2 separate regions of the Homo sapiens genome follow, and region 2 is linked to region 1. Evidence: read pairs that join two places in POLR2A ChIA-PET (ENCODE). Cell type or tissue: A673. All regions are shown on one strand. Links, peaks and the distances in the headings refer to the core of each region. The heading gives the core; the rest is flanking DNA.

Region 1 (5,388 bases), core at 120-5,119:
TAGAGGCTTTCTTTTATGTCCCGGGTTCCTTTTACATGATAGACACATAATAGTTGTTGAACTGAAGAGATCTCCTATTTCAAAGAAAATTGACAGAGTGTGCTTAGGACAATATCTTGCATATGAAGATGACATGGTAATTATCTGATGAATCAAGAACCTCATAGTGCCCCTCTCTGTGTCCCCAGGGCCTGTATTCCAGTGCACAGTTGAAACCACCTTTGCAAAAACTGTGACAGTGAGAGAAATCTAACATAACTAATTCCATCTGACTTGTAATCTCACAAACTATTCTTGCTCATTCCTGGGCGTAGGCTATGGGAGGAATTTAGTTTACAGTTTAACTTTAAAACAAAGTCGTTTCCTGAAACTAACCTCCTCCTTGCTCAGGGACTTAAACTGCCTTTGTAGAACTCCACAAGGTTAGAATTATGGTTCAGGAGTTATGTAGCCAGAGGTAACAAGAATTAACCTCCTCAATTGCTCCTATAGATAGCATCACTATTGTAAAAACTAAAACTGGTGTTTGAGGTGTTTTTCAGACCTTGCATTTTGATGGACCAGGTGGTGCCACCTGGACTGGTAGCCATACCAATAAATTGGCTCAACTGGTCTTGTGACCCCTACCCAAGAACCAACTCAACATGACAAGAGAACTTCAACCGCCTGTAATTTTATCTCTGACCCAACCAGTCAGCATCCCTCATTCCCTAGCCACCTGCCCACCAAACTATCCTTGAAAAACCTTAGCCTCTGAATTCTCAGAGAGGTAGATTTGCGAAACATCTCCCACCCTTCAGCTTGGCTGGCACTGTGATTATTAAACTCTTTCTCTACCGCAACTCCTGCTGTTCTCAGTGTTTGGCGCTTCTGGGCAGCAGGCAAGATGAACCCACTTGGGTGATTACAGGGTGCTCAGGCACAGTGGTGGCCAACCTTACATATGAAATTCTGCCTCCTTTAATCTGGATGCTGCTGGTGCCCATCATATTATTGGTGAGTAAGAAATATGACTTCACTATAAAAATGCATTCACTTTGGGTACATATAAGATTAATTTTAGGTTTGGGGAGCAAAGAAAGCAGATGTTTATGTAAATTACAAGTTTTAGCAGTTTTCAAGTTCATTAATTCTTTATCTTTACTTTATCCTACTGATCCAGAGGGTACAGCATGTGGGAATTTATTTTGCACTCTTGTTTGTACCATACAGTGTTCTCTGAGGCAATATACCTCAGCAGGTGCCACCAGGTGTAATGCAATTATCTTTGCACTTAATGTCTTCCATCAGCTGGACTTGCTTCCCTCATGTTGGCTGCCTGACTTTGAGAAACACAGAAATGTGAGACCTTGGGAACATCAGGAACTGCCTTTCTTTTAGAAATTATTTTCCAACATGGGTTCTTCAGGAAAGTAGTTATTCTGCAAGATGTCAGTAGGTAATAAAAAAAAGCAAGCAAGCAGGGAATAAAGAAAGAAAGAGGAAGGAAGGGGAAGGGAAAGAAAGAGGCATAGTGGAGAAGTAGAAAGGGGAGCAAGGGAAGAAAGAAAAAAAGAGAGAGAGAAACAGAAAGAAAGAGCAACAGAGAAAGAAAGAGAGAAAGAAAAGAAAGAAAGAAGAAAGAAAGAAAAAGAAAGAAAGAAAGAAAGAAGGAAGGAAGGAAGCAAGGAAGGAGGCCGGGCGCAGTGGCTCACGCCTGTAATCCCAGCACTTTGGGAGGCCGAGGCGGGTGGATCACGAGGTCAGGAGATCGAGACCATCCTGGCTAACACGGTGAAACCCTGTCTCTACTGAAAATACAACAAAAATTAGCCGGGCGCGATGGCAGGCACCTGTAGTCCCAGCTACTCGGGAGGCTGAGGCAGGAGAATGGCGTGAACCTGGGAGGCAGAGCTTGCAGTGAGTGGAGATCGCGCTACTGCACTCCAGCCTGGGTGACAGAGCGAGACTCTGTCTCAAAAAAAAAAAAAGGAAGGAAGGAAGGAAAGAAGGAAGGAAGGAAGAAGGAAGGAAGGGGGGAGGGAGGGAAGGAAGGAAGGAAGGAAGGAAGGAAGGAAGGAAGGAAGGAAGGAAGGAAGGAAGGAGGGAAGGCAGGCAGGCAGGCAGGCAGGCAAGCAGGAAAGGAGGAAAATTTCCATAGGAATTTTTCTTTAACTGTGGAACTTGCCAAGATCTTTACTATGCTAGTATCATGTTACCATGTGTGAATCCCTAAGATGGGGATAGAAGATACAGTGTATCCCAAATGCATTCAAACACAGACTCCTTTTTTGAGGACATCTTGTGGCCAGAATGCTCTATGAAAACACTGGGGGAACTGTTCCTAAAAGGTAAAGGCTTCTGTATATCTTTACTGTTGTTGTAATATTCCTCCTTTTCAACAAAGCTTAGACAAAAGATTAGAAAGGAATATGCTGACACATCAATAGCATTGCCTCCTAATGCTGGGACCTTGTATACATTTTTAGGTTCCTGTAACATTTTTTGTACTTTCCAAATATCTACAATTAACATGCATTTGTTATTATATCCTAAAATAATTAAATAAAAATTATGTTTTTATGACCCTGGTTACACTAGCAAAAATGTTGCTAGTTCTTAATGGGTAACTTATCTTTCTTCCTTTGCTCAGCTGTACTTTTCCTGGTGAATTCTTTCACAGCAACACCTTACAATGGAGCAGAAGTGTTAGTAAGTGCTGTGACATCAGAATCCTTCTTAACACAGTGATCCAAGAGTAGCTGCTAACAATCATGGCCCATGAGAAACAAACTAATTTGCCAAACCTTCCTTGTATCTAGTGAGAGAGATCCCAGTGCACTGTACTTGCATGCTGGTGTGCCTGTCTCCCACCGCCTCTCTGTGAGCAGCTCTAGACCCTCACCCAGCATGGGAATGAGTGCTCAATGAGCAGCAGCCCTTCTCTGTGTATCTACAGTGCCTAGCCCAGTAGTGGCTAGCCCGGAAGTGCCTACTCCTAGTGGGTGCTTCATAAATGCTAGCTGATTAAAATTAAGTAAAAGATTCGGTAAAAGGAATCTATGTTCAGAGTGAGAAATCTTCAACTGATTTTCTTATAAAGTTTTCTCTCCTTTTGAAAACCACCAGGAACATTAATAAGCAACCTATTGAGGACTCTTACTTTCTATACATCTATACATTTACAGCATTGGGATATAAGTCAAAGGCATGGGTATTTATGCTCAGGCTTGTGCTAAGAGCCCCAAGGGACAGAGAAAAAACAGTCACTGGTAATCTGTCCCCCCTCACATGCACAATGCAGGGAACTTAAATCTTGATGAGGATACAAAATTTAAGTACAGAGACAAAGAGAGGTCAAAAACAAGACCTCCTAAATGTGCTGCTATAAACATGCGTGTGCAAGTATCTTTTTCGAATAATGACTTCTTTTCCTCTGGGTATCTACCCAGTAGTGGGATTGCTGGATCAAATGGTAGTTCTACTTTTACTTATTTAAGGAATCTCCACACTGTTTTTCATAGTGGCTGTACTAGTTTACATTCCCACCAGCAGTCTAGAAGTGTTCCCTGATCACCACATCCATGCCAACGTCTACAGTTTTTTGATTCTTTGATTATGGCCATTCTTACAGGAATAAGGTGGTATCGCATTGTGGTTTTGATTTGCATTTCCCTGATCATTAGTGATGCTGAGCATTTTTTCTTATGTTTGTTGCCCATTTGTATTTTTTTTTTTTTTTTTTTTTTGAGACGGAGTCTCGCTCTGTCGCCCAGGCTGGAGTGCAGTGGCGCAATCTCGGCTCACTGCAAGCTCTGCCTCCCGGGTTCACGCCATTCTCCTGCCTCAGCCTCCCGAGTAGCTGGGACTGCAGGCACCCGCCACCACGCCCGGCTAATTTTTTTGTGTTTTTAGTAGAAACAGGGTTTCACTGTGTTAGCCAGGATGGTCTCAATCTTCTGACCTCATGATCTGCCCACCTTGGCCTCCCAAAGTGCTGGGATTACAGGTGTGAGCCACCGCGCCTGGCCCATTTGTATATCTTCTTTTGAGAATTGTCTGTTCATGTTCTTAGCCCACTTTTTGATGAGAATTGATTGTTTTCTTCTTACTGATTCCTTTGAATTCATTGTAGATTCTGGATATTAGTCCTTTGTCAGATGTAGATTGTGAAGATTTTCTCCCACTCTGTGGGTTGTCTGTTCACTGTGCTGACTGTTCTTTTTGCCATGCAAAAGCTCTTTAGTTTGATTAGCAAAGTTGTGGAACCAACCCAAATGCCCATCAATCAAAGAGTGGATACAGAAACTCTTATATATATATATATATATATATATATATATATATATAAAATATATCTCATATATCACATATATCAGATATATATATGATATATATATACACACACACACACAATGGAATACTACTCAGCCATAAAAAGGAATGAATTAGCAGCATTTGCAATGACCTGGATGAGATTAGAGACTATTATTCTAAGTGAAGTAACTTGGGAATGGAAAACCAAATATTCCATGTTCTCACTGATATGTGGGAACTAAGCTATGAGGACACAAAGGCATAAGAATGGTACAATGGACTTTGGGGACTTGGGAGGAAGGGTGGGAGGGGGGTGAAGGATAAAAGACAGCAAATATGGTGCAGTGTATACTGCTCAGGTGATGGGTGCACCAGGTTCTCACAGAACTCCACTAAAGAACTTACTCATGTAACCAAATACCAACTGTACCCCAATATCTTATGGAAAAATAAAATTAAAAATAAAAGAAAAAAGACGTTCTGAACTCAAGTTTTGAATTGCTGCTGCTCCAGCAGACAGGAAGGGAGAGATTCCCCTGCGAAATCATGCATTAAGTGGGACTTGTGCTGAGCCCTGAAACATAAACAGATTTCAACATAATCTAATTTTTAGTTGATGGTGATCCTGTTTGGATATCTTATAACGTGGGCGCTAGGAGACTATCATCCAAGGCTTCATTTTAGTTCTAACATAATGCTTAGTTTTTCGTAGGTGAAGGGCATTAAAAAAGTATGCGTATGTATGTGTCTCACACACAATATACACACACAGATACTCTTTGTTTCATTAATTGTGAGATTTACATTTTCATATTTTAACTTCTTTGAAATTGTGATGCATTTTACAATCAAGAGCATGCCATAGTTTAATTGGCAGCATTCTTTTTCTTTCTTACTAGTACATAAAACAAGGGTGCATCTCATAAAATTGGCATCCTGGATCAGATGAAATACAGTATTAAATATTTATGTCTATTTACATATGTATAAGTGTACTTGTTTGCGAGTATGTATCTCTATACTCACATCAACATGTGAACATGTATTACAAATGCAGTTTGCTGTTCCATTCAGTCATTTGAATAAAATGGG
Region 2 (5,388 bases), core at 98-5,097, 360 kb after region 1:
TTACTATTCATGAAACCAACATGGTCATCAAGTATCTACTGTCCAAAGTATTCAAAAGCTGCTTGGCCAATTCCTTTAAACACTGAAATATTTTCTTTTTGAAGGAGAACAAAAATTCAGGTTAAGTTATTCTACCTAGGCATGGCAACTGAATGGAATGCCTTGCAAATAAATACTCTGTTTGGACTTTTCAGGAGCTCTATGGTCAGGGTAAATAAGCCTAAAAACGCACATGGATTAGCTGTGTTGATAATGCATGCATCCTATAATTAGGTTGATCACACCTACAGATTTTCCAGGAAAGACCCAATTTCTAATGCCTAGTCTGGAGGCAAACTATATGTTCCTAATCTGGTTGGAATTTGCAGTTGCTGAGCATATACACGCCTGACATGGATTTATGCAGTCAGCAGTCTTCATAGCACTTCCAAGAATTGTCAGTACTCCATGATCTACCCAGATGGCAGATGAAAATTGGTTAATTATGTAAAGACCTGGAAACCCTGACATACCCTTCTCATCCCATCCTCAAGGATGAAAACTTTTCCACTGTTAAGGCAAATGACAAGTTTACCTCTAAGCAACATTCAGAAGGGCAGGAGTGGGCCACCCTTTCCCACTGGAGAAAATGTAGTGTAGTATAAATGTAGTCAGTGGTGCCACACCCCCAAAGTCACATGCGTCTGTGTTTACTTTTTTATCTTGCCCTCAGTGACATTATACACTTGAAGAGGAAAAAATGAAGTTAACTGTAAATAAAGTGCAAGCATCATACACTGTTAGATTCAGATTCTAATTCATCCTCAAATTGTACAAGAAACCGAGACCACCCTTTTTCTTCATAGAATTCACCAAAATAAAACAGAATCACTTTCCACTGCATATTAATATATACTTTTCACAAACTGGGAGTATATTCTGAACTTATCACAAGTCTTTTAAAGAAATATGGGGTTCTTAATTGAGTCCACTGAGATTTTTAAACATTATGGGAAGAAAATTGCACATATGTAATTGATTGCATCTTTTAAGCTACATTCAGGAGTTTGTTTCCCAGGCCTTCCTATATGACTTAGATGAGATAAGAAATTATAATAAAAATGGAATATTTTCTCAAAATACATGGTGTCCCAATTCAGAATAAGAAAGTGTTGGAGCTGGAAGGAGTATAACAGACCATATAATTGATCACGTCCTATTACAAATGTAATAGTGATACTTGGAGAGGGGAACTGGCACATGACTTATCCTCCACTAGGTAGTAGAAGCCAGTGTTACAGCTCAGGTGCCTGTATTCCCTATCTAGTACCTTTCCCACATGTTATATAGCCTCTTATACTTGTGTCTAAAAAGACTGTGTTTTTCAAATAAATTGCAAAGAAAGAATAAACAGGAAGCCTATTGACTGAGAGAGATATAAGATTAAGAAATCTCAATGTGTGAACATTTTTGGATCCTAATACAAACAATCCAATTGAGAAAAGAGCATTGAAAATATTTCGATTCTTACCGGATATTCAATGAATTATAGAATTATTGTTAACTTTTAAGTATGATCATGGTTTTTAATGAGCTTTATCATTTTGTAAAGACTTGATATGTTTTGTAAGAAGAAATATACGTTGATAATTAAAAAGTCAAAAAACAATAGATGTTGGCATGGATGTGGTAAAAAGGGAACACTTTTATACTGCTGGTGGGAATATAAATTAGTACAACCTCTATGGAAAACAGTATAGGGATTCCTTAAAGAACTAAAAGTAGAACTACCATTTGATCCAGCAATCCCAATCCAGTGTCTGCCCAAAGGAAAAGAAGTCATTATATGAAGACATATGCACACTTATGTTTATAGCAGCACCATTTGCAGTTGCAAAGATATAGAACTAACCTACGTGCCCATCGACCAGTGAGTGAGTGGATAAAGACAATGTGGTATACATATACCATGTTGTATATAAGAATGGAATAATGTCGTTTGCAGCAACTTGGATGGAGCTGGAGGCTATCATTCTAAGTGAAGTAACTCAGGAATGGAAAACCACATATTGCATGTTCTCACTTATAAGTGGGAGCTAAGCTATGAGGATGCAAAGGAATAAGAGTGATATAATGGACTGTGGGGAATCAGGGGGCAAGGGTGAAAGGGGGATGAGGGATAAAAGACTGCCTATAGGCTACAGGGTGCAGTGCTTGGGTGAAGGGTGCCCTGAAATTTCAGAAATCACCACTAAAGAACTTATTCATGTAACCAAACATCAACTGTACCCCAAAAACTACTGAAACAAAAGTAACAATAATAATTTAAAATATATATATATTGAAAAAATTATGGATAAAGTATTTTTTAAATACTGTACCATTTTTAAAATTTATCTTTATTTTTTTTTAAAAGATGAGGTTATGATGAGGAAGGATAAAAAGGAGTAAGTTTTATCAAAGGCCTTAGCACATAATTGACTGACTTAAATTATGTTTCCTTCACTGCCTACAAAGGGGAAAAGAGAGATAAAAGGAAAATAATTGTTTAATAGGGGTCCTTCTACTAAAAACTAGTCACCTTAAATATAATATTTCATTTATTTCTTTTAGCACTTCTGAGAAAATGAAGTTCAGAGAGGTTTGGTGACTTCCCAAAGTTCACACAGTAAGGAAGAAATAGAGGAAGTTATGAGCACTGTTCTTTCTACCCCGCCACACTGCAATTCAAGCGCTGGTCTTGAGGCAGGGGAGAGACTGTGAGCTCACATCCTTCCTTACTGTGAACATTTTCTTTCCTATTCCTGAATCCTGTAATCTTAAGAGTAACTTCCTCGATCGTTAGAAACAATCAGGCTTTCACTGTCTTTATCCTCTGGGTGACTCAGCCTTCAAAGTAGTGCAGATGCAATGTTATCTGAGAACTGATTAGAACTTTAAGGGAGGAAAGAGATAGGAAACTGTTATCTTCTGGCCTCCAGCCATATTCTGGTTCCTGTTACTAATGACTGATCCTGACTGAATTAATTAAAATTTAGCCCCTTTTCTCTCTGGCCAGCAGTACAGACAAAAACCATTAACAATGGCTCCAGAGACATAAATAAACTCTCTCCCTAGATATCATCTATCCCGTAATATTGTGTAGTCCTTGCTAGAGAAGGAGAAACAAATTAGATAACCTTTCTGGGATGTTTCAAAATGTAAGATTCTGGGATCTAAAAGTGTTATGAATTGATATCTGGTGATTCAGCATAACCCAGACTAAATGAAAGAAAGAATAGAAAGGGGCAACTAGCTGGAATACAGAATGCAATTCACTAAAGAAGCTTCAACAGTAACTGCATGAGGAACAGCCCAGGCAGTACAACTTCCTAGAGCTCACCTAAGGGATACCATCATTGCAGCCAAAAGAAGACTCACCTCTTTAACAAGGCTTTCCTCATTATAGAAATGCAGACAGTCTCCTTCACTTTTCTTTTTCTCCTAATCCCCACTCCCCTTCTCCCATAGCAGGCACCTCTCTTTATTTAGCAACACACACTCTTTTTCCGATTGTGGCCTAAAATGTCAACACTGATACTGTTCTTGGTCTCCCCAATACCCAAGGAAAGCAGAGGAAATACCAAGCTGTCCTAGAAGTGCTCTTGTCTCTATTTGCTGTAACTTCATTCATGTATTCCTTCAACAAAATGTTTATTTGGTGTCTACTATACCAAATACAGTCTATCCTTTTAGTAATAAAATCATTTAGGTGAAGGGGAGGACTATCTTTCCCCTGAATAAATCTCTTCCATCCTCAGAGTTGGGAACAGATGAGCACTGGAGAAGTTCCCAGAGAACCATATGCAGGACTTGCTGCCCAGGAGGTTAACTGTGGTTAGAAACTCAGCGGTTTCCCTCCTTGCTGGCCTCTGAGAGATAATACAGGTTGTACATAGATGTCACAACATCAGCCAAATTGGCTGTGCCCGCCCATCTCTGGGTCTCTGCACACACAGGCCTGTCCCCTTCACCTAGATGGCCTTCCTTCTCTCTCCTCTTCCTGTCTAGACCTGGCTAACTCCTCTGTCCTCTTAGACTTTCTTCAAGCATCATCCGTATAACCTTGTAAATTCTTCCCTGCCCACTAAAAGCTCTAGGGGCCCCGCCTACCACCCCAACTTCTGTGCTTCTTGGCACTTTATGGATATATTCCTTCGTAGTGGATTGCAACACTGAGCATTAATTTTTTCTTATTTATCTCCCTAACTGGGCTTAAATTTCCATGGGAGCAGGGCATGGGTCTTTCATCCATATGCCTAAGGCAAGTACACAGGTTTGAAAGGCAATCTAGAGAAATCACTGATATTGTTTCATCAGTAGGAATCAAAATAAATGTTTTTCTTAGTGATCCCCCTCCAAATTTTATTAAATAGTTCATTCACTTTCTTAACATTCTAAAGTTTCACTACAATGCTTTCAATGACATCTCTAGAATATCAGGTATAGTAAGCTTGAAATTCATACTTATTCTCAGCAAGCATGATCCTAAACCCAACCAGAAGCTCTGCTAGGACCTCTCTCAGGTTTCTTTGATGGTCCTCAATTCATTCCAATTGAGCTATCAGTTGTTCAAGCTAATTGCCAGTCTTTAATTCACTTGGTGCTTGCCTTTTCTCTACAATTAGCCCAAGGATGTGCTTATGCCTTTGAATTTATTAATCCTGAAAACCCAGGAACCTTGACTCACTCTAGTGCTTTTAAAGGTTTAACAACCTCAGATTAGTTCATTAGTAGTCCTGCTTATTAGCTGCCTTTCTATTCTAAATTGTCCACACTTGACCCACATAAATCAGAGAACATGGGGAAAAAAATGATTGTTTTGTAAAATAATAATACATTTTAAAAACAAAATTTTTAAAAACAAAAATTTAAAATAAATTTAAAAATAATAAATGTTTGAAAATTACCTTTCCCATTTACTTCCTATGGCTTCTGAAATTCCTAGCATTGACACACCCTTGAGATGGCCAAAAGCCCCTGTGTGAACTGTGGATTAAACACATTATACCCTTAGCCCTTCTCAGTCTGAAACAGAAATCAGATCTATGCCAGTCACCCAGAGTAGCAAAGGGCTTGTAGCTCTTTAAAATACTAATAACTGCACTGGTTCCTTTATATTATGATGATATTTAGATTTTTGAGACTATTGCTCATTAAAATTTTAAGGAGGCCTCATATACTTTTATATATTTAAAGAAACAAATAATCCAAACTTTTGGGCAATGAATAACCATAAGCACACAGTTTTAAGCCTAAAAATCAAAGTTGTCATCATAACATAAAGCAACCAGTTCAATTATTAGTATTATCAGTTTTTTAAAATAATCCTCTTTTTTCAGAGATGGGGTCTCACTCTGCACCCAGGCT

The links. ChIA-PET counts read pairs that join two places held together with the same protein. Peaks named below come from ENCODE experiments on the same cell type or tissue, not always from the same donor. Only the 100,000 strongest peaks of a DNase experiment are listed, where the experiment ranks them.
Region 2: POLR2A ChIA-PET joins it to region 1 with 6 read pairs; 1 of 35 experiments calls an interaction of 5 or more read pairs at or near these places.

What each region holds. Positions count from the first base shown.
Region 1 is chr1:162,838,223-162,843,610 of GRCh38, forward strand. No RefSeq gene overlaps it. Among named protein-coding and RNA genes, the nearest start is that of CCDC190, 20 kb to the right of the region's middle. In A673, for the core only: a CTCF peak has its summit at 2,287; DNase peaks (open chromatin) are centred at 2,229, 2,829 and 3,249; H3K27ac peaks cover 3,295 bases.
Region 2 is chr1:163,193,291-163,198,678 of GRCh38, forward strand. All of the region lies in intron 1 of RGS5 (regulator of G protein signaling 5), which reads right to left. All of the region lies in intron 2 of RGS5-AS1 (RGS5 antisense RNA 1), which reads left to right. Among named protein-coding and RNA genes, the nearest start is that of RGS5, 6.9 kb to the right of the region's middle. In A673, for the core only: no CTCF peak of the experiment used is centred there; a DNase peak (open chromatin) is centred at 2,801.